Linked DNA regions of Homo sapiens: regions 1 and 2 are each linked to region 3. A link is an interaction called in ENCODE POLR2A ChIA-PET data of the cell type or tissue named here. Cell type or tissue: PC-9. All regions are shown on one strand. Links, peaks and the distances in the headings refer to the core of each region. The heading gives the core; the rest is flanking DNA. Region 1 overlaps ADAMTS12 (ADAM metallopeptidase with thrombospondin type 1 motif 12). Region 2 overlaps ZFR (zinc finger RNA binding protein). Region 3 overlaps LOC105374715 (a long non-coding RNA gene).

Region 1 (10,693 bases), core at 2,993-7,992, 760 kb after region 3:
AATAAATTCATTTTAGTTATATGTAATCCCCCACTACCCTATAAGGAGAATAGGTCTGAGTAACTGTAGTATTTTTTGGCTGGGGGCAATAAAAATCTTCCTACTTAGGCTAATAGGCTTTCACATCCTTGAAGACAACATTAAAGTGGTGGTGGAGAGGAGCTGAGAAAGTCTGAAATAATCATGTTTAAGAAACAAGGGGGCCGGGCATGGTGGCTCACGCCTATAATCCCAGCACTTTGGGAGGCACAGGCGGGTGGATCACCTGAGGTCACGAGTTTGAGACCAGCCTGGCCAATATGGTGAAACCCCATTTCTACTAAAAATACAACATTAGTCAGGTGTCGTGGCATGCGCCTGTAGTCCCAGCTACTCAGGAGGCTGAGACAGGAGAATCGCTTGAACCTGGGAAATGGAGGTTGCAGTGAGCCAAGATCGTGCCACTGCACTCCAGCCTGGGTGACAGAGTGATAAAGATGCCGTCTCAAAAAAATAATAAAAATAAAAAAATAAAAGAGGCTGGGCGCAGTGGCTCACGCATGTAATCCCAGCACTTTGGGAGGCCGAGGCGGGTGGATCACGAGGTCAGGAGATCGAGACCATCCTGGCTAACACGGTGAAACCCTGTCTCTACTAAAAATACAAAAAGTTAGCGGGGCGTGGTGGCGGGCGCCTGCAGTCCCAGCTACTCGGGAGGCTGAGGCAGGAGAATGGTGTGAACCCGGGAGGCGGGGGTTGCAGTGAGCCGAGATCGTGCTACTGCACTCCAGCCTGGGCAGCATAGTGAGACTCCACCTCAAAAAAAAATAAATAAATAAATAAAGGAAAGAAAGAAAGAAGAAAAAAGTTAGGAGGCCTGGAAATAACCCACGTACAGAGAAAGGGGTGACCTGGAGATGACAAGGCCAGAAGGGAAAAATCCATGGAGGGAGATACAGCAGCTGGTGGCCAAAGTGAAAGATTTGCAGGAAGAAAATGGGGATTCTTCCCTGGAGCATGATAGGAAATGTACAACATAATCTACTTTACCATTTTTACCTATGACATCTTCAGTAAACTATTCATTGTTCTCTGGTACTTCAGAGTGACTAGCAGTGCTGTGTTCTCCTTCCAGGATAGCACAGGGAGAAAAGAGAGGACGGGAGCTGAAGCAATACACACCAGGAACCTCTTTTTCTCTTTAAGTAGGAGGTAAGATCATCTGCTTAAGGCAAGTAGATGGGCATTTGGGAAACTGCTCTGAGGAATGGGAGAAGGAGCTGATCTTTTATGCAGCCAGGTTGAAGGCTTAGCTGATATTGTGAAAAGCAAGTCAAGGGAAATGACAAAGAAGGCAAATGCAGAGGAAGTGGTGGTCAGAAAGGGGACTGTTGAAGTTTGAGCATTCAGAATTTGTAAAGCAAGCCTGGTGTGGTAGGCTGAATATAGTCCCCCAAAGCTGTCAACGTCCTAATCCCTGGAACCTGCCAATATCTTACTTTACTTAGCAGAAGGGAGTTTGCAGATGTGATTACATTAAAAATCTTGAGATGGGGAAACTGTCCTGCACCATCAGAGTTGACCTATGTAATCAGAAGGGCCCTTATAAGAGGAAGGCAAGAGGATCTGCACAAGTAGGAGATGAAGTGACAGGGGCAAGAGGCTGGAGTGATGTGATGAAGGAGCCAGGAGCCAAGGTGACCTCTAGAAAATGAAAAAGGCAAGAAAACAGATTCTCCCCTGGACTCTCCAAAAGGAAGGTAGCCATGGCAACATTTGATTTTTGACTTCTGACCCCCAGGATTGGAAGAGAATAAATGTGTGTTGTTTTATGTCACTTTGTGGTGATTTGTGAAAGCAGCCCTAGGAAACTAATACACCCTAGGGGGTGGTCATGGAAATGGATCACCAAAGTAGACCCATTCAGGGAAGTCCAGGAGGCCAAAGGTCCATGACATTAGGGCATTGGCCGTGACCCACAGTATAAAGTACATTTCATGTCACAACCGGTTCACATGCAAACAAATGTTGTAGGAAACAATGCTTCCACCTTTTCCTATGTGGGAGGCATTCTGATATATTCCATTCTGTGCCACTCTATTTCATTTATTTTAAATTCTGGTTCCAGATGCAACACTACTGATATGGAATGGAGAGCTTGGGCTTTACAGTTAATGTAGATCTCAGTTCTTACACTGATTCTGTGTGACCTTGGTCAAATGGATTGATGGCTGAGTCTCAGACTTTTCATAGGGAAACAGGGAATGCATACTTGATACAGCTGTTAAGAACAAAAGAAATACCATGAGGAAGCACCTACAGGGCTGTAGTGCCACACACAGCATTCATTAAGAAACAATAGTGGCTTCTTCTATAAAACCAGATAATCCTAGCACTGTAAGACTCTGCAAGGGCTCTGTTTTCAGCTGATACTGGAACTGCCTCCTCAAACACGCTCGTCTACACATACAAATGCATTTCCAGCGAGGAGAGACTACTTCTCAAGTCATCTATGATTGCTAACCTACTTTAATTATTAGAAATCTCTTCCCTTTATGGCATGATGAAAAATCTGAGTCCTTATAATTTCTGTTCATCATCTTAGTTCTGCCTTCTGGAACTATATCTGAATATGTCTAATATCTTTTATACATAATATATCCTTAGATTGGATGACATTTATCATGTGCCACTAAGATTTCTCTTCTCATGTTAAATGCTTCCATTCCTTTCAACCATTTGACATTTCCCATTGTGCTAATTCTTCAGCAGTCTGGTCATTCTCCCTGAAACATACTGTAGCTTGTCAATATTCCTCTTGAAATAACACCAGAACTGAACATTGAGAGTCCAGCACTCCAATGCCATCAGCTTTGGAAAAATAACATAGTGGAAAAAGAATAACTTTTTTCCTTCATAAGAATTAAATTCGTCGGGGAAGAGATTAGTAAGGCAAAACTTCAGTCTAACTTACCTCTTTTGCTAGGCCTTAACCAAAAGATCTACTTTCTCCATGGTAGACGGGGTGGGGTCTGGGAAATGAGCTTTAAAATTGGGGAAAATATATAGTGACAACATTGAAGACAGAATGGCTAAGTGCTTTCTAAAATTTGATGATTTTTTTTTTTCTTAAACAAGGCCCAAATTGACCAGGCATCTTCATTAGAGTTCAACTCCCACCCCCATTTGCACCCCCGATTCTTACCATTCTCTCAGCATCCAAGATGCCTACAAACAGTTTAAAGCAGCGCTATTCTGCATATGAACATAACACACCAAAACCAACCCACTACAAACAGTCCCAGTCTCTCTGCAAGCTAGGCAGGAAGTCCTGGGTGTTAAATTACAGGGGAAAGGTTGATTTAAAGTATATACGTGAATGATCTTTTTTCTTTTCCCAATGTTTTATTTTGCAAAATTTTTAAAGTACAGAAAATTTAAAAATAGACACACATATGCCCACCCTTAGATTCAACAAGTATTTTGCCACCTTTGATTTCTAATATATATGCTCAACCATTTGAAGGTAATTGCAGACATCATGGCAATTTAGCCCTAAATACTTCATCAGGCAAGTCTTAAGGAGCAGACATTCTCCTGCATAACCACAGTTCTGTTACTTCACCTGAGAGAATTAGTAAATATGCCACAATTAAAATAACCTTATTTTCATTCCATGTTTGAATTTCTCAAATTGTCCCCAAAACATCTTAGTTTTGCATTGGTTCTGTCTTTGTTTGTAATCCAAAATCTAATCAAGCTTAACACTTTGCATCTGGATACAAGTTTTTAAAAAATAATTTCATACTTACTTCAAGCACATTAAAAAGCAGAATATTTCTTAAAAGTAAAATGTACCCTCCATTTTTCAGTAACCTTAACCCTGATCAAGGCAATGTTCTTGGAGATGAACTTGCTGGAAGCAAATGACAGCCTGTCTGACACTTAAATCATGACCCCCAAATCGCTAATGAAGAGCATTCTTAAGCAGAGCACAAAGGTATAACCAATAATCTCTGACCACAGAAAAAAAAATAAAGATAATGGCTCTTGCCTCTTTTATGCTTTTTTCTACAATTTCTAAATTTTTTACAACCAAAAAAAAAGTTATTTAAAAATTTGCCACTGGTTATCTCTATGTGACACACTTAATTTCATAAGATTAAAGTACAATACTTTGAATCTCTTTCAGATGATGTGATTAAGTGCTCACTGTCTTGAGTATCCTTGATTTAAATTTAGATATAACAGGAAACACCACTTTTTTTTAGCCGTAGGTCGTTACAATCAGGTAAATCTTCGGTTGTTCTGCCTATACTTCTTAAGTCTGTAAGTACTAAGTCTACATCTGAAGATATCTACAAACGTCTTCCTGTACAGAAGATTTCCAAATAGTTTAATCTTCTCTCCAGGAGGTGGAACTTAACTGCCCCCTGTGTTTAGTGACTTGGTTTCAAAGAGCAGAGTATTAAAAGAGAAGGAAAAAAGTTACTTTACAGTGAGGAAACATGGCAGGCACTACTTCAACCACGTGATCAAGGTTAGCATCAAGTCTTACTGATACATGTGCCCTAGATATGACATGACCAGAGTGGCATGTTATCTCTGCTGTGTTCTTCTCCAAAATCCATAACCCCAGTCTAACCATGAGAAAAACATTGGACAAATCAAATTTAGGAGCATTCTACAAAAAATCTGACCAATACATCAAGCTAAGGAGACATGACAGTTAATTGTAATGTGGTGGCCTGGATATTCCTAGAACAGAAAAAAATGACAATAGGGGAAGACTAGTGAACCCTAAATAAAGTGTATAACTGAGTTACTAGTAACGTACCAATGTTGGTTCCTTAGTTTTGACAAATATAATTTAATATCATAAGATGTTAACAGCAGGGGAACTGGATGTCAGGTACACAAAGGCTCTCTCCACACTATCTTTACAGCTTTTCTGTAATTTTAAAAACAGTCTAAAATTTTAAAAGTGTACTTTTAAAAAAAGGTACAAAGAACTCATTCTTTTTTAATTAGTATTAAAATTTACAGAAAGTTGATCCCAATCAAAGTTGGAAATGGAAATTTAAAATTATCCCGTAGTAAAATTGTGCAATTACTCTATCAATCTGGCAATGTCATCATACCGTGGTCAAACAGACACTGTGGGAAAGTGAGGACTGCATCTGTCTTTCAGAACAATATTCATTAAAAGCCTCAGAAATACATACTTTTCATCCCAACACTCCATCTGTAAAATCTCTGAAAGAACTGATCCAAAATAAGGAAGTCAGCTTGTGCACAAAGATACATATCCACCACTGCATTATTGATAATGATGAATACTAGGAAACAAACTAATGGCCAATAATAATTGCCTGGCAAACAAATTGCACATCTACACAATGGGATGTCATGCAGCAAATAAAAAATGTGTTACATTTTTAACGACATGGAAAAATATTCATTATATAAACTTAAATGAAAGAAAATTGTATGTTCAACATGATTCCAACTTTGTAGAAATATATAGGAAATACAGGAAAGAAATACATATGTTTTAATATAATCACAGTCATTCCTGAATGGTTGGATAACGGTCCTTCTCTCTTCTATACTTTCAGTAAAAATTCTGAACTTGCCACATCAGATATATATTTCTTTTATACTAAAAATAAAGTTATTTTCAAAGCATTTGCTACTGCTTTTCTTTGTATAATTAGATTACAATTAATTTTTATTTTCCTCTTTGTGCCTTTCTGTATTTATCCAATCTCTATATTAGCTGTGTTATTTTTTGTAGCCATATAGAATGTATTACAATGTTTTATTATACTTTTCTAAATGCAATGGTTTCATTGGTAACATGTTTTAACTAAAAATAATTTTTTTAAGGATACTAAATAATATATACAAATAGCTTGGATGTTTTAGGGATATTTGTTCATTTGGGAAGCATGATTTTAATTGAAGTTTTAAGAAATACATTCTGTTCCTAAGAGCCAGTCAAGAGTTTGTGCAATTACATTGCTAATTAGAGGTCCCCAGGTAAAGCGGCTAAAGGCAGGGAAGAGGAGGGAGAGAAGATGATAGGGAGGAAGAAAGAAGGAAACTACACCAGAAAAAGAAGAGATGGGGAAAAAATAACAGAAGAAGTGGGAAAGGTGAGACAGGAAAAGATGGAACAAGAGCAAGGAAAATAAAGGGAAGAAATGAACAAACATGTCTTTCAAATCTGTAAAGTAGGAAATTGGAAATTGCATGAAATAAACTCACTAATAGGCAACAGTACAGGGTGAGAGATGATCATAATCAGTAGATAAACCAACAGAGTTAGAACTGGCACATATTTTTTCTAAAAAATTTTTAAAGCTGTTAAAAAAAATGCCCTGGGGAGGCAACCATTCAGGCCGAAGTTAGTTGATAAAGAACAGCCAACAGGACTGCTGTGCTGGGCAAGAGGCCATTCAGGAGGTCTCCATGCTATGGAAGAGGGCTGTGCTGTTTACTGATGTTGCTCCTGGCCTCCGGTTCCAACTGTACTGCCTTTATTCAGTCATTCACATGTTTACTTTATTCACGGCAAAAGAGGAAGACCAGACGAGGAAATAATTTTTGAAACCCATAACTCTAAAGCCAAGGGGGTGATTTTTTAATACCTCTGCTAGCTACAGAGAAGTAATAACATCATTAAGCTTTTAGAGGCATAGGGGTTATCAAAATCACTATTTCGAAAGCCCTTTTAAATCATAAGGAAAATTCTTATTATTTTATAGATGTTTGATTTGCAAGGATATTAGTTTTCAATCATATTTAAATCATGCAACAGAATTGCATTTTGCACGTTTTTAAATTTTAGATATATGGAAATATAATATGTAATGATTGTACAGAATATATTCATCCTGTTTTATAGGACTTATAGCTTAATTGTATTATTCCAAATAATTTATAAGGTTTTTAATGTCCATGTCTTTTATAGTAGTTGTGGGTTTTAGCTATAATTTATTTGGTTCAAATATCCTTAATGGAAAAATAGAATCCCACTTATTACCATGTTCAGGAACATGTAGTGGCATGATAAGAAACTACTCATATTGTTACATATCAAAATGCACATTGTTAAATGAAACAAAATAAGACAAGGTATGCTTGGTAGGCAAAATAACAGCCCCCTCAAAAATGTCCATGCCCTAATTCCCAGAATCTGTGAATATGTTAGATTACATGGTAAAGGGGAATTAAGGTTGCAGATGAAATTAAAGTTGCTAATCAGCTGACCTTCAGATAAGGATTATCTGAAGGTAAGGATAATCCTTACCTTCAGATAGGGATTATCAAGGTGGGCCTGAGTTAATCAAAAAGATTATAACTGGAAGACAGAGGCACAACAGAAAGAACCAGAGAGATGGCAGTATGAGAAAGGCTGGCTTGGAAGATGGAGAAATGGGGCAAGTGACCTCCAGAAGCTGGAAAAGCCGGGAAACTAACTCCCAAGAGTGTCACCTTGGAAACTCCCAAGAGCCTGCAGAAGAAACACAGCCCTGCCAACACTGATTTTGACTCACTGAGACCCATTTCAAGCTACTGATTTCCAGAACTGTAAGATAGTAAGTTTGCGTTGTTTGAAACCCCACAGCTAAAGCAGCATGGTTACATACATCAAGTACAAATGGAGGGACCGTGCCAACCAGAATTGGGTGCCAGCTCTTAATAGAAATGACCTAATCCAGACAAAAGCTAGTGTCCAGCCCTGGGAGGGATAAAAAGAACTAAACTGGCTTCCTGGAAATTTTAGCTACTTAATCTAGACTAAAGCCTCTGCAAGACTTAAAATGAGTCCATTTTATTCACTTACATCAATTACAGGCAGTGATGTTGTGAGTCCATCTCAGCCCCAAGAGTTGCCAAAATCAGCCCAAGAACTACTTGGAAGAAAATGCCAAGTTTGGCAAGGTTCAAATACAGTTATTTTTTCTACTGGGAAGAAAAATCACAACTAGAAAGGCTTAAGGTATTTTGTTGATTTGGGACACTTGGGTCAAATGTAAGGCATGACCAAAAGGAATCTGGTCAAGCAATCAAGAGATGCAGAATTGTACCCTGATGTGAGACCTTACGCAAGTCACCAAATTTTTGGGGTCTCAGGTTTTGCAGCTGAAAAATGGAAATTATAACACCTGTCCTGCCTTCCTCCCATGGGTATTGTGAAGAGCAAATAAAACTATATGCATGATTCCACAGGTAAAGTATGTATATACCCTTCTATAATTTTCAGCTTAATAATCATAATAAATTGTTTTGCTGCAAATCACAATGATGCTGTATGAATGATTTTCTTTTGAAAAATATCATGTCTGGGGATGGTGGGTGGTGGCTTTTTAATAATATAATGGTCCCGCTAACAAAGTCTCACCATCCATGGACAGCATGAGCTCATGGTTTTAAACATGTCTTCATTCCAAAGGTTCCAAAGAGACCTTCCCAGAACAGTCTGATCTCAAGGGCTTTGAAGAGGAAATGGCCTTATGTGCTGGATCCTGGTTGCTTCCAATTTTGAACTGACTATAGAAAAACTTGAAATCTGTGGGGAGTAAGAGATCCTATTTGGATCAAATTTCAACTTTTCTGGGATCTACTGGGAAACATTGGGGAAAACTCCATTTTTTCTCACTATTTATTAATTTGTAACTTGCACACTGTTTGGGGGTCCAGGAGGAATCTGTAACTGCCCGTGATTCAGCTCCTCCGAGGACAGAGCAGGAGCTTTAAGTAAGTCCATCTCTCATCAGCTATACACCTGCAGCTTTATCTGGAGGTTTTGTGGCAATATAGGAATGTTTTTAAAAATGTTTTTCACATTCATCTGAAATATAAACTCAGAAAAATTCAGGGGTCTAAGAGAGAGCTTGTGTTGCTTTAGGCCCAGGAGAGGATGATTCAAATGTTATTTCACGGTCTCTGCCCTCAAATTCTGCCCTCATCCCCCACCCCCAGGTACATGTACACTTCTGATGTCACCTTCTAGAAGGTCCTTCCCTGACCACACAACCAAAAATGTTCAGAGCTCCCAACCAGCACTCCCTATCCTCCCTGCTTTCTTCTTCTCCTTCTCCTCCTTCTTCTTCTTCTCCTTCCTCTTCTTCTTCCTCTTCCCCTCCTCCTCCTCTTCCTCCTCCTCCTCCTCTATTTTTTCTTTTTAAATCTTTTTGTAGAGATTCTGATCTTGAACTTATGACCTCAAGCAGTCCTCCTTTCTCAGCCTCCTAAAGTGTTGGGATTTGAGATGTGAGCCACTGTTCCTGGTCCTCATTACTTTTTAAATTTTTCTTTAGAGGACTTCATATTATAGACAGGCAGGCATATATTTACAGGTTAGTAAATGTCACTAATATCACTCTCTGTATGAGAATTTCAGTTCCCTGATGGGTAGGGTTTTCATCTATTTTGTTCAATCCTATATCTATTAAATATATTGCATACAATGCTACCCAACACATGATAGACACTCAACAAATGTCTGTTTAGTGATGACTGTTGAGTAAATGATGTTGAACATCCATAACTAGATCTTTATTCCTTTAGCTTAAAGTAAAAAAGGAATCTGTCCCCTGAAAAATAATTACAATGGGTTTGGAAGGAGTATCATAGTAAAGTTTTTAGCCTGTATGAATGAGTGGGTACCAGTTATTGCCTGGGAGCAGACCTCAAAAAGTCAAAGAAAAATGAGGTCACAGCCTTGATGATCAAGTGAAACATTCATCAACACATTAATGGTATTAATGGTCCCACTCTGAGTGAGGTTTTTCTTCTTTTTTATTTCCTTGAATATTCTAAATTTCCTATAATTATTAGTTTCTTTTATTAAAAATAAATATCCATACAGCAAAAATAGAATTTGTTTAACAGATAGAGTTTTAGTTTTGCAAGATGAAGAGTTCTGTGGATGGATGGGTATGGTGGTACAACAATGTGAATACACTCATGTCACTGAATTATACACATAGAAATGGTTAAGATGGTACATTTTATATATTGTATATTGTATATAATATTAAATATTCACTGTCCTTAAAGTGATAACACTGTGTAGTAAAGTTATACTGCGTACTTGATGTCCTTTGTGGTCCCCTCATCCTTTTTCTTTCTTTCTTTCTTTTTTTTTTTTGACAAGGTCTTGCTCTGTCACCCAGGCTGGAGTGGCACAATCTCAGCTCACTGCAGCCTCAAACAATCCTCTGGGATTAAGCCTCAAGCTATTACTTCTGAGCTCAAGCAAGCCTCCCACCTCAGCCTACCAAACAGCTGAGACTACAGGTATCTGCCACCATGCCTAGCTAACTTTTTTTATTTTTTGTAGATATGGGGCCTCACTATGTGACCAGGCTGCTCTTGAACTCTTGGCCTCAGGTGATATCCTCTCTGCGGCCTCCCAAGGTGCTGGGATTACAGGCATGAGCCACCACACCCTGCCTTGTGGTCCTTTTCAACAAGTATATCCTGTGAAGTTTTCATTCTAGACTCTCAACAGCAGTTCCCTTGCACAAGAGCTACCATAAGTAATTCGTCCAGACCAGAGACAGCAAAAAAGGACACTGTCATCTGCCTCACCTATCTGGTCCCATCCTGTGCTCACAGCAGACACTGCCATTCATCCTTGGTGCTCTCACCTCACACCTTCAACCCATCTCACAGTCCTCAACTAGCAGCCCAGGCATCT
Region 2 (5,000 bases), core at 1-5,000, 570 kb before region 3:
AATAAGGGAAATGTTTTCTTTGCTCTTTGGAAGGCCTCTAAGAAATAAAAGTCATGGAATGTCAATCCTTGTAACTAGAACTACTCAAAAAAGAAACTCACTATTGATTGGGTACAATAAACCCTGAAGGATACCATAAATTAATTAAAATGAAGTACTCTGTAACTTTTTCTTTCTTTCTTTTTTAAAGACAGGGTTTCACTCTGTCACCCAGGCTGGAGTGCAGTGGCTCAATCAAGGCTCACTGCAGCCTTGACCTCCCCAGGCTCCGGTGATCCTCCCACCTCAGCCTCTCGAGGAGCAGGGACCACAGGTGTATACCATGATGGGGGGTTAATTTTTGTAGAGGCAAGTGGATTGCTTCAGGTCAGGCTGGTGACCTCAATTCCTGGGCTCAAGGAATCCACCCACATCAGCCTCCCAAAATGCTGGGATTACAGGCATGAACCACAACACCCGACCTCTGTAACTTTTTATACTCACGAAAAATAAATCCTTCATCATTTCTCAAATGTATTAACACTTCTTCAAGGAAAGGTATGAATATTCACACTGAGTGAGATGGGAAAAAAGCTAACCTTCTGTCAATTCAGTTTTTACTGTCAAGCTTTTACAAGCTTACTACGAATATTTTCGGAAGTGTGTGAATTTCGTAAATGTGGGTGAAACATTACAGACTTCTAAATATAAAACTAGGATAACCAGATATTCTGATAGTAACTTAAACAGAAGAGTGTTATGATTAAATTTACATTTCATAGAGACCATTATGCTTATAGTATAAAACGGTTTGGGAATGGGCAGGATTGGGGAAGTAAGAGAAGCTATAAAGCCACTTTCATAAATCACAGCACTCTTTGCTCTCATCTACATGGTTATTGTTTAAACAGTTTTATTGTTTTTCCCATCAAAAAGGGTCATATTTCTTCAAGCCTATTTTCAAAGACATGCCTTGCCCATTTAATGCTGACTACCATACTAGTAGTGTATTTTATACTATAGCTTTTCCCAGAAATATGAATTCAAAAAATTTATTTTCATTTGATTGATTTCAACCACAGTGCTTCCCAATACTTTAAGCCCATGTGACCTCTGGAGCTCTTAAGTATCTATGTGAACACTAGACTACAAACTTATTTTAAGCAAAATTTTATGCTATTTTTTTCTGTAGCTCCAAGTGATCAGATTCTAGTTTCCTTATAAAGGCTACTCATTAAAATTACACCAGTAACTTGATAACTGTACTAAATCCCTAATCCAGCAACTCTAAAGCTGACGACCTTGCTATCATCTTTTGGTTTTCATGACCCTAAATTCTCCTGGCTCTCTGTTCACACAGTATTTCTTTCTTTCCCTGGTCCTACCTTAAAGTTGGTAACCACAGTTGTATTCTTTTTTTTTTTTTTTTTTTTTTTTTTGAGATGGAGTCTCGCTCTGTCGCCCAGGCTGGAGTGCAGTGGCGCGATCTCGGCTCACTGCAAGCTCCGCCTCCTGGGTTCACACCATTCTCCTGCCTCGGCCTCCCGAGTAGCTGGGACTACAGGCGCCCACCACCACGCCCGGCTGATTTTTTTTTTTATTTTTAGTAGACACGTGGTTTCACCGTGTTAGCCAGGATGGTCTCGATCTCCTGACCTTGTGATCTGCCCGCCTCAGCCTCCCAAAGTGCTGGTAATACAGGCGTGAGCCACCGTGCCTGGCCCCATAGTTGTATTCTTTATTTTTCTATAAATAATTTAAAACATGTCTACTGAATGCTTGATATATGCCAGGCACTGTACTTTCTCTAGTTTCATCCATATTCACCAGCCACCTACTGAATAATGGCTAACATTGATAGAGATATAATATATGCCAGATACTGTTCTGAACACTTCACAAATAATGTTTTCTTTTCTTCATTTTATTAATAATACAGAGTCTCACTTTGCTGTTCACGCTAGTCTCAAAATCCTGGGATTAAAATCCTCCAGCCTAGGCCTACCAAAGTGCTAGGGTTACAGGTGTGAGTCACTGCCAGGTCCACCTTACAAATAATAGTGAATCCTCGAAACAACACAATGGAGAATGTAAAAACCTCCTGGGATACTGATAATGTTCTGTTTTTGTTTTTAATTTAAGTGCAAGTTACACAGGTACACTCGGTTTATGACATTTCATTTTCTCTTACATGTGCAGTTTTCCTATGAGGCAAAGAAAATATTATCTTCAATTTATAGATAAAAAAACTAACAACAGACTGTTTGCCCAAGGTCACATGGCAGGTAATAGGAGGAGCCAGATTCAGCTTAGGTAGTCTGACTTCAGAGCCAACCCAGTCTCTATTATATCATGCAATCCAGATATTTGTCTTGGCTCAATACTTTTCCTTTGTCTAAAATGACCTTCCCTTGATTTTCAGAATGAAAGAACACGAAGTCTACCTCAAACTCCATAGTCAAAATCCTCCAATTTCCCATTTTAGTATTTCATTAAAACTTAATTATAATGGCATAGTTATTTGTAGACTCATCTGTCTCCACCCTCATGCCCCAGAAGTGTAAACTCCCTGAAAGCAGGGACTATGCATATTGTAGATGCTCATAAAATATTAAATAAGTGAATTATTCCCTACAAATGCACTTTAATATAAAGTGTATACAAGACTAATATTCAAATAAAACAAAAAAAAACCCAAAGTTTATTTCATTCATTTTATCTCTGTATGAATAAAAGCTGTACTGTACATGGCTTTCATGAAATACTAAGAAATGATATACTCAGAACAATCACTCTAATCCTGTATTCTGACAGAGTGGTGTCATGGACAATTAATAGTCAAGCAACCTTTAATAAGTAGACTAAAGATCCATCCAAATAATACTAACATACTTCATCAATTACAACATTTATAAGCCTGAATGGTCTTCTGATTAACCTGATGATCTATGTCTCTGAGTAAAAATGTAGCTGATTTTTTTTTTAACAAATACATCTATTTAAACAGACATATATTAGATATATACTCTAATCCAACTGCTTATATAAGCATGTCTATCTCTGGGATCTCTATTTTAACTCAATAATCTGTCTATCCCTGTACCAATACCACATTTTTCTATTAATAATATTTTGGTATCTGATATTACAAGTCCTTCCTTATCATTTCTGCAAGACTTTCATGATATTTTTAGCTGAACACTCTCCTCACTATATACATTAAAATCCCTTTATCAAGTTATACCAAAAATCCTATGAGATTTTTATTGGAGTAATGCTAAATATATATAGGAGATAATAATTTGATGGCATTGGTTTTTCACTCATGAACACAGTCCATCTTTGTCATCTTTTATGACTTTTTTATCCTATTGTATTTTCTCTTCAAAGTGTTTTGAATACTTCATTTGTTTTATTCCTGCTTACTTAATAGATTTGGTGGCTATACATAAACAGGACTTATTTGAAATTTAATAATCTAATTCAATATTGATGAAACAAGAATGCTACTGATTTTATCTGAAAATTTTTTTTTTTTTTTTTTTTTTTTTTTGAGACGGAGTTTCACTCTTGTCGCCCAGGCTGGAGTGCAATGGCGCGATCTTGGCTCACCGCAACCTCCACCTCCTGGATTCAAGCTATTCTCCTGCCTCAGCCTCCCGAGTAGCTGGGATTACAGGCATGCACCACCACGCCTGGCTAATTTTGTAGTTTTAGTAGAGACGGGGTTTCTCCATGTTGGTCAGGCTGGTCTCGAATTCCCAACCTCAAGTGATCTGCCCACCTCGGCCTCCCAAAGTGCAGGGATTACAGGCATGAGCCACCGCTCCCGGCCTTTGCCTGATCATAGATCCAGAAAACTTGCTGTACTCTTATTACTTCTCATATTCTTGCCTGACAAGCATAACAATCATGTTACCTGTAAATAGAAACTTTCCTTCTTTCTCTATTAGTAATGAGGACTCCAAATGTTTTAAAACATTTTACTGTGAGATTATGAAACTCTCTATATAAATATATGATAGATATTAACCAAGGAATCCTTCTAAAACCCTTATAATATTATTACTTAAATCTCTACAGGAAACAGCATTGATAGGAATGCCTATTGATAATCAGGCACTAGGCTAGAAAATTTTATATTTAAACTTCACCTCAAGGCAAGTCAGGTGAGGAAACCAAGTCTTAGAGAAGCTGATACTTGGCCAGGGTGCCTGAAGGGATGGAGCTGGGATTCAAACTCTATATAGTTCCAAAGTTATGTCCTTTTGTTCATAGTGTACTATAAGGCAGTTTACAAAAGCATACTCAAGCAGATACCTATTCTATACAGGGATATTCTGGCTCACCCTACTCTATTAAGACTAATAGCCATTTTATCATCAGTGTAATAGCAACAATCCTTTTGGAATGAAAATTATCTTATTTCAAGCTTATCCATGCAGTGTACATCCTAAGGTCTCTGATTCAACAATGGAAGGATTGATGTTATTAGTCGTTGCAATATTTCTTTTTCTTGTAAAGCCAGTAAATTTCCATCACCAAGGTTGGTTTCAAAAACCTGTTCACCTGGTTTTTTTACTTTCTCAGTGTTTAATCCTTTTCTACCTTACTAGTGTTACTTTTATTCTTTCCTGAATTCAAGACACAATATTCTTAACACTACTTTCAAATAAAAAGTAAAAAAGAGAAAGGAAAAAAGGAAAACTCATTAGCTTATCAGCCTATCCAAGCTACTGTTACCCTACCCGAGTTATCTCATCCTTTAGGAACGGAAGTCCCTAAGACATCTCAAAATCATTAGATGAGATGCCTTCTTTTGACTGGCAGATGCTTAAGGTACAGCAATAGTCAAAATCCACTTACTGCTATGTCCAAGGTTTTTCTAAAGTATAAATAAAGAAAAAGTGGCTGTTTACAACTCTCAATGAGGCTGGGCGTAGTGGCTCACACCTGTAATCCCAGCACCTTGGAAGCCCATTGCAGGAGGATCACTTGAGCTCAGGGGTTCAAGGCTGCAG
Region 3 (10,693 bases), core at 2,903-7,902:
CATTAGCTATAACTGATTCATCATATTAGTAGTTGCTTTAGGGTTTATAGCACACATCTTTAAACTACTACAATTTACCTTCAAGTGAGATTATAATATTTCGCATATAACATTCAATAGCACACATTCATTTCTCTCCTTCTGGCTTAAATGCTATTTTTTTTACACATCTTATTTGTTGTATGTATATATCCCACAATACAGTGTTATCATTGTGCTTAATAAGATATGAAAATTAAACAAATATTATATATTTACCATGTCATTTCTATTTCTGATTATCTTCATTCCTTTGTGTAATTCCAGATTTCTATCCAGTATCATTTTCTATTATCTGAAGTTCGGTTGTGATAAATATTTATTTTAAAAGATAGTTTTGCTGGGTATAAACTTGTAGCTTGATTTTTTTTTTATTTTTCCTTTCAGTACTTTAAAGATGCAGCTCTACCATCTTTTTACTTGTGCTTTTTTCCACTGAGAAACTTGTCGACATCCTTTTCTGTGTTTCTCCACATATAATGTGTTATTTTTTTTCTCTGATTGCATTTAGGAGTTTTTCTTTATCACAATTTTTCTCAATGGTTTTAAGCAATTTGGTTATTATTTGTCTTGGTATAGTTTTCTTCACGTATCTTGGGCTTGGGGTTTATGGAGTTTTTTGATCCATGGGTTTATAGTTTCATCGTTATTTCTTCAACTATCTTTTGCGCCTTATCCACCTTCCTTTGGGGACTCTAGTTATACATATAACAGGCTGCTTGAATTTGTCGTACATCTCACTGATGCTCTCTTTATTAAAATTTAAAAAAATTTATCTGTGTTTCATTTGGTTAGTTTCCATTATTTTGCCTTCAACTTCATTCATCTTTTTTTCTACTAAAATGTATCTCTCAACATTTGATTTGATTTTTAAAAAAACTTTCATCTCTGATTAATTTATTGAAAATATATAGTTATAACAATAACTATATTAATGCCCCATCTGCTAAGTCTAACATCTGTGTCACTGCTAGTTGGCATCAATTGGTTGATTTTTGTGCTGGTGTGAGATATATTTTCTTGCTTCTTTGTATGCCTTGTAATCTCTTTTTTTTTCCTTTGGAGACAGAGTCTCACTCTATTGCCCAGACTGGAGTGCAGTGGTATGATCTCGGCTCACCGCAACTTCTGCCTCCCGGGTTCAAGCCATTCTCATGTCTCAGCTTCCTGAGTAGCTGGGATTACAGGTGTGTGCCATCATGCCCAACTAATTTTTGTATTTTTAGTAGAGACGGGGTTTCTCCATGTTGGTCAGGCTGGGCTTGAACTCCTGACCTCAGGTGATCCACCCGCCTTGACCTCCCAAAGTGCTCGGATTACAGCCTTGAGCTACCACCTGTATGCCTTGTAATCTTTAATTGAATGCCAAACATTGTGGTTTTACCCTCTTTGTGCTCTGGATATTTTTGTATTTCAATGACTAAAACTATGTCTTGGGATGTAGTTAAGTCACTCATAAACTGTTTAACCCTTTTGGGTTCACTTTTTAAGAGTTGTTAGGTAGAATCAGTGGAGCATTTAGTCTAGGACTAATCTTCCCTTTACTGAAGAAACTTCCTTTTGAGTTATTTCCCATGTCCTATTAATGATCAGGTCTACCTGTCTGGCTAGTGCAAACAGGCATATTCTGACCTTTTTATTCTTTTCCTGGTCAGAAGTGGTTTCCTTGTATGTATGTACCAATCAGTATACAGTTAAGTACTTATCTTTAGAATGATTTTTTCTGTGCAGCTCTCTCAAGTAATCTGTCTGGTAAATTCAACCTTCCTTTGTCTTGTCAGTTAGCACTGTCTCTTCAATGCAGGAAGTGTGCTGGGCTTCACCTGGGATCCCCCACCTTGTACTGCAGACTGTAAACTCTCAAGAGATTAAGCTAGGGCGACAGAAGGGCTCATCTCATTTGTTCCCCACCTTTCAGAGATCACACTGCCCTTTGTTCCCTGAATTCTAGTGTATTGAAAATGGTAATTTAATGCGTTTTTCCTGTTTTTAAAAATTTCAGATGGTAGGGTAAGTCTCTTCTTGTTGTTAATCTACTACAACAGCAGAAGTCATTATATTTTTATTACGCTGTTTTTGCTTTATTATAGATCTATAGATTATCATTTAAAAAATTTTTTGGTGTGCTGTTTAAGCACTCTTTGGCTATTTCAGACCTCCAAAGGTATTTCCTTTATTTTTACTTTAAATGTTTTGGTTTACATTTTACATTTAGGTCTGCAATCAATCTAGATCGAATTTTGTATACGGTGTAAACAAAAAATAAAATTCAAAGGCCTCCCAATCATCTGAATGGACCCCTTCTCTTGGCAAAGGGCATTCCAAAATAACGTGAAAAACAAGTTAAGGCCATGACGGGAATGGAGTACTGAACATCCCTCACTATACTCTTTTCCCTTTTGGAATTACTGATAGAACAGACTCTTTAAGTCTGATAAGAAACATTTACAATCTATTATCTCTGAAGCCTGCTACATGGAGGCTTTATCTGCATGACAAAACCTTGGTCTCCATTCTCCCTTATTGTAACCTAGACATTATTTTCTATTAATAATATCTCTTTCAACAATTTGTCAATCAGAAAATCTTTGAATCTGCCTATGACTTTGAAGCCCCCACTTCCAGTTGTTCTGCTTTTCCAGACCAAACCAATGTACATCTTACATGTATCAATGGACACTTTATGTCTCCATAAAATCTATAAAACCAAGAGGTGGCCTGACCACCTTGGGCACATGTTCTCAGGATCTTCTGAGGGTTGTGTTATGGGCCACTGATCACTCATATTTGGCTCAGAATAAATCCCTTTAAATATTTTAGAGTTTGACTGTTTTGTCGACAATGGAGTGAAGTAGGGGGTCAAAAACATTTTTTCATATGGACATTTAATTGACCTACCATTACTTATTGAAAAGACCATTCTTGGCCAGGCGCGGTGGCTCATGCCTGTAATCCCAGCACTTTGGGAGGCCGAGGTGGGTGGATCACGAGGTCAGGAGATTGAGACCAATCTGGCTAACATGGTGAAACCCGTCTCTACTAAAATACAAAAAAAAAAAAATCGCCGGGCGTGGTGGCTGTAGTCCCAGCTACTCAGGAGGCTGAGGCAGGAGAATGGCGTGAACCCGGGAGGCGGAGTTTGCAGTGAGCCAAGATCACACCACTGCACTCCAGCCTGGGCGACAGAGTGAGAGACCGTCTCAAAAAAAAAAAAAAAAGAAAAGACCATTCTTTCTGCGCTTCACTGCAGTGTCACTTTGTCATAAATCAGGTAAATATACATCTGTTACTTTGTTTATGGACTTTCTATTCTGTCTCAATTCTGAAATTGACTATAATTTCATCATTACTATACATTTCTAATTAGTATGGTTTATAATGGATCTTAATATATGTTAGTAAAGCCTCTAGTTTTAAAATTAATTCTTTTAAAATATTTCCTTGTCTACTCATTGGCCTTTGCATTTCCATATGAATTTTAGAATTAACTTATTAATTTCTTCAAAATGGGATTTTGAGTAGGATTACACTGAATTGATACATTAATTTGGGGGAAATTAACATGTTTACATAGTGTCTTACCATCCATGAACATGGTATATCTTTCCATTTATTTAGCTCCTATTAACTCCTCCCAATAATGTTTGGTAGTTTTCAATGTAAGGTGTTGTACATTTTGGCCTGCTCAATATTTTAAAAGTTGCTTATATAAATAAGGACCATTAATTCATTTTCTCCTCCTAAGATCTCACAATGGTAAGAAAAACCAGACATGGTTTCTGTCTTCATGAAGCTTATAGTCTAGTGATATTGAAAATATTATCATATTCATAGTGCAAGTATTATAGTAATTTCGTATAATTAAAGCAACCATATAAGTCACATTAAATTAATACTGCTAATTTGAATTCTATAAATTTTATGACTTTATTTTTGCTTTATACATTTATTTAGGTTTTATTATATAAGATCAACAGGTTTAACAGCATGATAAAAATATTTTAACATTGGGAGATCAACAAGAACTTTTTCCTTTTTGCAAAACATCTTATATCACTCAAGTTTGAAAACCAGTTTAAGGAAATGGTTTTTGGCTAATTTATGTTATTTTCCAAATTAAATGTCAAACATAGATGCAATCATAGACACATTAACTCAAAAAACTGTTCAAAAGTAGCCTCTAAGTCTTTGGATAAAGATTTTAGTTTCTGATGGAATTTTCTCCTGAAGGTAGAAGAAAACCTTCTACCTAAAAACTCTTTTTTTCAGTGTAACATGTCAGAGGAAAAATGCTGATATATGAAAAGACAGAATGTTAGCTCCAAATCTATTATAGTCTATGAAAAGTTAACTTGTGGTTTTTAGTCATTTGTATTTGGGCCATTATTCATACCTGGTTAAAACACCAACGTTATCTTGGTAGTGTTCATCTGAGAAAGAAAAATTATATAAATATATGAGGTATTTGTTTTGCATTGAGCTCACAACCAGTGTGTTTTAAATAATTTTTTTGAGACAGAGATTTGCTCTGTCACCCAGACTTGAGTGCAGTGGTACAATCAAAGCTCACTGCAGCCTTGACCTCCTGGGCTCAAGCAATCCTCCTGCCTCAGCCTCTAAGTAGCTGAGACAATAGGCATCCACCACCATGCTGGCTATTTTTCTTTTATTTATTGAGACAGAGTCTCACTCTTTGACTCTGGCTAGAGTGTGGCAGCATGATCATGGCTCACTGCAGTCTCAAACTCCTGGGGTCAGGCAATCCTCCTGCCTTAGCCTCCCAAGTAGGTGGTGCTATAGGTGCATGCTACCATGCCCAGCTAATTTTTTTAAACTTATTTTTAGGGACAGGGTCTCACCATGTTGCCCAGGCTGCTCTCAAACTCCGAGGCTCGAGGGATTCTCCTGTCTTGGCCTCCCAGAAAAAAAAAAAAAAAAAAAAAAAGCTCACCTAGCCTTGGTGAGCTTTTTATTTTTTGTAGAGATGGGGGTCTCACTATATTGCCTAGGCTGGTCTTGAACTCATGGGCTCAATAGATATTCCCACCTTGGCCTCCCCAAGTGCTAGGATTAAAGGCATTAGCCACTGAGCCCCGCCTTAAATAATTTTTGTTCGGGTTTTTTGTTTGTTTGTTTGTTTTTGTTTTTATATTTGGTCTAACTCATAGAATCTTTGGAGAAGTATGGTTTGAGCAATTTGGTAGGGGGAATTAAATTGTAAAGTAAGGCAAGATGCAAGCTATATCTATATAAATGCCCAATATTTGGGTAAAAAGTAAAGAATTTAGAATTAATAAGATTTTTCCAAATAGATGTATTCAACATCATGTAATTTAAATATTCAGATCTATGACCACTTTCTCTTCTTTTCCTCCAGATATTTGGCATACATAACAATGGTGATGATTTCAAATACCAGGCACTGTATTTCATAAATATGTGTTTAATTGAAATAAATTTTGCTTATGAATGTGGAGAAAATTTTTTTGGTCCAAACAAAATTAATAGTGTTATTTTTGAGAAAAAAACAAATTAAAAATAATTTCCATAAAGGTAATAGTCATCTTACTGTATCTATAAACTCATTATGAAAATTCTGAAAATGTAATGGCTTTGAAATCAGGGGAAGGAGAGGCCCTGCTCATTTCAAGGTGTTATTCTCCAACGAGTGACTAACAGGGAAGGTATGTGACTCTTGGGGCATCCCTGCAGGTACAGTGAATGAGCAAATTCGTAGCAGCATTATGACATCACCAGGGAGCGTGACTTGGGTCAAGAGCTTGGCAGGAGGCTTTGGGAACAGTAGAATCAACAGCAATCAAGACTGGCAAGCCAACATACTGGCCACCATAAAACTGAAAAGAGAGCTTATTGTACCTCACGCACAGCAGCAGGTTTAACAGAAAAGTAGACATGTTTATAGTCCCAGATTTACAGCACACCTTATAAACACCTTATTACTTAGAATCCAGTCTGCTGTCCCAGAAACTAAGAATGTGACTTTGTTAAGCAGTAGGATTTGTTGACATAAATGTCTTGACTAAGTTTGCCATTGTGGTTAACCAAAACGCATTTACTCCTGGGAAAGTAAACACAAGCAAACAAAATGCCTCTTATACTACAATACGGTAAGTTTCAAATTGACCAAACTTAATGCTATGACATAAATATGCTTAATGTTTATGGAATTTTTTAGAAACCTTTTGCCATGTTAGGCTTACCATCCTGTATAAGTCTTACTGAATGGGAATGTGTTTTCAGAATTACATGTACTTAAAGACTTCATCAGAAATATTCAGACAACCTGCCATGAATACCAGGGCTGACCACGCAGCAGATAAAATGGGTCATGGTCTCCTCAGACATTAACGTGGATAAATCAGTTCTGCACCATGTAATAGCTACACATCGAAATGCTTACCAACAATTAAAATTAGAGAACTAATGGAAAATAATGTTGAATAAATATTATAAAACCACATGAAAATATGTTCAAGAACGGCAAAGTACCTGGATGAAACTCACAAAGTTGAGAAAATTTCTAGGGAATAATGAAAATTCAGACTGATTTTCTGATGCTTAAAACTTCATCCATTTAACAGTGGATACAATCCCTTGTTTTCGGGTAGATTTTTGAAATTACAGACTTACAGGACCATTGGTGTGTAACCAAATAAACTCAGCAGCTTTCCTATCCTTTCAGCCTTCTAGTTAGCCCTCACCAAATCTCAAAAATTCTATAGTAGGAAAGTTCTTTATGGTCAGATATAAATGGACAGCTATGATTACATATTCTGGATCTAAAATGATAAATTCTTTCCCAACAAAATATATATCAATAAAGATCTGTGGGAAATTATTAAGCAGATGGCATGTTTGCGATTGACAGAATAAAAAGTGAACAAATATACAGATATTGATTTGCCAAATCCAACAAACCAGATTCTAGAAATGACAAGAGACCTAGAAATCTTTCTAATAGAACCATGTGACTTTAAAAGCCATGGCAAAGGAAAATGACCACATGAAGTCATTAAAACAATTTTAAAAGTTTGTAATATGGGAGATTTGGTTCTGCAGTAGCATATTCAAGGATGATATTGGGGATTTAGTTGGCTAAGCTCCGACAAGTTTTCCCCAAATCAAATTCAATTATAGGCCAAATTAACAGGGGTAGAATGTTCAAAGTGAAAGAGTTGATGATTACAGTCAACATAGGGATTACTTTTTACAGTTCTAGGCACACAAATTAAAACTGACATTGACAAAGTGAAGCAAGTTCAAAGGAAAGAAATTAGAATAAAGAGATTAGGCCCACATATTCTCACACTGTGATAAAGTTGAAAAAATCAGGGGATATTTAGTTTGTAAAAAAACTATAAGTTTGTGGAGGAATATGATCATTGACCCCAATACTTAGATGGAATAGAGCACAGTCTAGTTCTGTTCTAGTAACAATAAATAGAGGTTACAAGGAGACCATTAAAATATAAGAATGATTTTCCAAATAGACAGTTAAAGCTGTCCCAAATTAAGATGGCCTTTCTTGGGAGGATAGGCACCACTGAAAATATTGAAAGACTGAACAATCCAGTGGTGATTACTATAGAAGGGACTGAAGCACTGGAAAGGGGGAGTATATAGGGTAGTTTTCAAATGGTTCAGTGGATCCTTAATATCTGCAAAAAAACCCAGGAGACTGTGTAATATGTTAGAGTTTCACCTCTCCAGCCATAGTAGTTTTTATTAATTTTATTTTATATACGGTGTTCCACTGATGATTTCATTTTACAAAGGCATGTGCTGTTTAAAAATCTTGCAAATCTTTAGAGAAGATGATTTCTGAAGTCAATTCTGGTGTTATTCTATGATTCAGATCTGGCAGAATTCCATCTTTATGGTGTGAGTAGCTCTGTTTAATAAAATTCTGGTGCTCAGAAGCCTCAGAGAACCACATGTGAAGGAACAGCAGTAAACATGATGGTTACTACCAAGCCTGTGACTTGGGCAGGGGAAAAATTGATATGCAGAAAGATAGGAAAGGCAACATTTAAACCAAAAGAAAAAAAAATCCCCACAGCCTCAAGATGTAAGACATTGGAGTGTTTTCCAGGAGTGAATGTTGTTCACAGCATTGTAAAAGAGAAAATACCCCCGGCCTCCAAAGGTCTTCTAAGTGCTGATACTACTCAAATCAGATTTTATTTTCAGTGGAGCATTAATTTTATGAGTTACTTGCCGAAAACCTGAGCCTCTTAGGACAGGGAAGAAGGCTGATTTCATTTCTGAGCATTTTAAGACCTCTGGCATAATTCCAGACAAGGAGTGCATCCTTCTTTGGTCATCCTCTTCCATAGAAAGGGAGTTGATAATTTAGAAGTATTTTCCCAGACATGATCTCATTTTGTCTCTCAACAATGACCTGAGGGACACAAGGACATATAATACATTTTTATCCTCATTTCCCACATGATAGAATTAAAAATCAGAAACATTAAGTGACCAGCCCAAATCATACTGCTACTAAGTAGAGGGGTCAGGATGAAATCTGCATCTTTTTCCCAAGTCTAAGACTCTTCTGCAGTATCCTCAGCACATGATTTCTTCAACTTAAGAGCTCCGATAAGGCTCAGGGTTTCCTTAAACATTGTGTTCCTTTTTATAATTTGTTTGTGTTTGACATACAACTAACTGCTATTTGACATAGCCTTGGGCTTGAATATATATGTGGACAAAAAAAACCCCACTTGGATTCAAATAGTAACATCTCTATTAAAAATCAACAGTCCTCTAGAAATAAATAGCTCTATTAAAAAAAAACCTTAATTCAGTGACTCAGCAAATTGTACTGTGATAGCTTTTAGTAATTATTTTTTATTTTTGTTTTTGTTTTTTTAAGCATCTATGGTAAGAGAAGTATGCAGGAAAACATCAGGCTTTGCATGCCCTTTAATTTTCATTACCTCTTCTACTTCTTGAGAATGTCTGGCCTCTGCCAGCCTGCTGAATGTCTGGCAGGTGAGCTAGTCTTGGCAAAGCACTTGGGGTTTTATCAGCTGAAAAACAAGTGTAAAGGGTCCAGTTGGAAGCTAGATTCCCCCCAAGTGGTGCCCTTAAAGTGGATCAATTTTTCTTCACTTTTTAGTCAAGAATTTTTTTTGGTTTAAATGTTGACTTTCCTATCTCTCTGCATATCAAACTCTGGTTTGAGTCTTCAAAGTTCAGACTGCCAGGTTCTTGGGTGCAAGAATTCCTTATAAAAAAACAAATTCCAGAATGGCAGTAAATAGGAGAATTTAATCCATTTATATTCAAGGTAATTACTGACAAATAAAGACTTAATACTGGCATTTTGTTAATTGTTTTCTGGCTGTTTTTCAGATCCTTTGCTCCTTCCTATCTTTCTGTCTTCCTTTGTGATATGATGATTTTCTGTCATGGTATCTTTTGAATCCTTTCTGGTTTTTTTTGTGTATCCACTATAGGTTTTTACTTTGTAATTACCGTGAGGCTTACATAAAACATCTTGGCTTATAATAGTCTATTTTAAGTTGATAATAGCTTAACTTCAATAATGTATAAAACTCTACACTTTTACTCTCCTTTATATTTTTGATGTCACAATTTATATCCTCTCATTTCTGTATCTACAAACGAATGATTGTAGCTGTACTTACTTTTAATATTCTTTGTTTTTTAACCTTTATACTAGAGTTATAAATAATTTAGAAATCATCATTACAGCACAAGTTGTGCATTCCGAATCTAAACATCTGAATTCCAAAATGCTCAAACTCCAAAACTTTTGAGCACCAATTTGACCCCAGAAGTGGAAAATTCCACACCTGACCTCATGTAATGTGTCATAATCAAACTGCAGCATAATCAAACTACAGGTGCACAACACAGTTTATTTAGGGTCCCCAAGGCAGTTAACCTTTTAATCAAAACAAGCATTGTAGTGGAGAAAAAAGGCTTCTGTTGTTTGTTATTGCTATGTTGAACAGCTGATGTAGATATTCTGGTGATTATATTCTGTAGATATTCTGTGCTGCTTAGCTACCCAGAACACACTATTATTTTTTTTACTATATTAATGGTATGTCATGTTTTTTACTGTTAGGTACTGATGTGTGAATAAACATAAGAAAATGATTGCTTATAGGTAGCATATAAATTCAGAGTCAGGAATGATGATGATGACAAACAACCACAGATTCTCTACATGGGTGGCTGAGGTAGTGACATCTTTACTTTCTGATTGGTTCAACGTATACAAGCTTTGTTTCATGCACAAAATTATTTAAAACGTTGCATAAAATTATCTATAGGCTACATGTAAAGATATATGTGAAACAAATGAATTTTGTGTTTAGACTTGGGTCCTATCCCTAAGATATCTCATTCTGTATATACAAGTATTCCAAAATCTGAAATCTTAAACACTTTGATCCCAAGCATTTTGGATAAGGGATACTCAACCTGTATTAGAATATTCTAAATTTGACTATATACTTACTTTTACCAGTGAGTTGTATACTCTCATATTTTAATTAGTATCCTTTTATTTCAGCTTGAAAATCTCCCTTTAGCATTTCTTGTTAGGTTTAGTGGTGATGAACTCTCTCAGCTTTGTCTAGGAAAGTCTTTTTCT

What was found. ChIA-PET counts read pairs that join two places held together with the same protein. Peaks named below come from ENCODE experiments on the same cell type or tissue, not always from the same donor. Only the 100,000 strongest peaks of a DNase experiment are listed, where the experiment ranks them.
Region 1: POLR2A ChIA-PET joins it to region 3 with 9 read pairs; 1 of 35 experiments calls an interaction of 5 or more read pairs at or near these places.
Region 2: POLR2A ChIA-PET joins it to region 3 with 5 read pairs; 1 of 35 experiments calls an interaction of 5 or more read pairs at or near these places.

What each region holds. Positions count from the first base shown.
Region 1 is chr5:33,761,710-33,772,402 of GRCh38, forward strand. All of the region lies in intron 2 of ADAMTS12 (ADAM metallopeptidase with thrombospondin type 1 motif 12), which reads right to left. Among named protein-coding and RNA genes, the nearest start is that of ADAMTS12, 120 kb to the right of the region's middle. In PC-9, for the core only: no CTCF peak of the experiment used is centred there; no DNase peak of the experiment used is centred there; H3K27ac peaks cover 454 bases.
Region 2 is chr5:32,434,749-32,439,748 of GRCh38, forward strand. All of the region lies in intron 2 of ZFR (zinc finger RNA binding protein), which reads right to left. Among named protein-coding and RNA genes, the nearest start is that of ZFR, 7.5 kb to the right of the region's middle. In PC-9, for the core only: no CTCF peak of the experiment used is centred there; a DNase peak (open chromatin) is centred at 4,533; H3K4me3 peaks cover 767 bases; H3K27ac peaks cover 2,535 bases.
Region 3 is chr5:33,003,100-33,013,792 of GRCh38, forward strand. LOC105374715 (a long non-coding RNA gene) reads right to left here. Exons shown (of 3, transcript NR_188269.1): 3 at 5,158-8,461. Among named protein-coding and RNA genes, the nearest start is that of LINC02120, 61 kb to the left of the region's middle. RefSeq lists an enhancer at 5,558-6,059. In PC-9, for the core only: no CTCF peak of the experiment used is centred there; a DNase peak (open chromatin) is centred at 5,782; H3K27ac peaks cover 1,338 bases.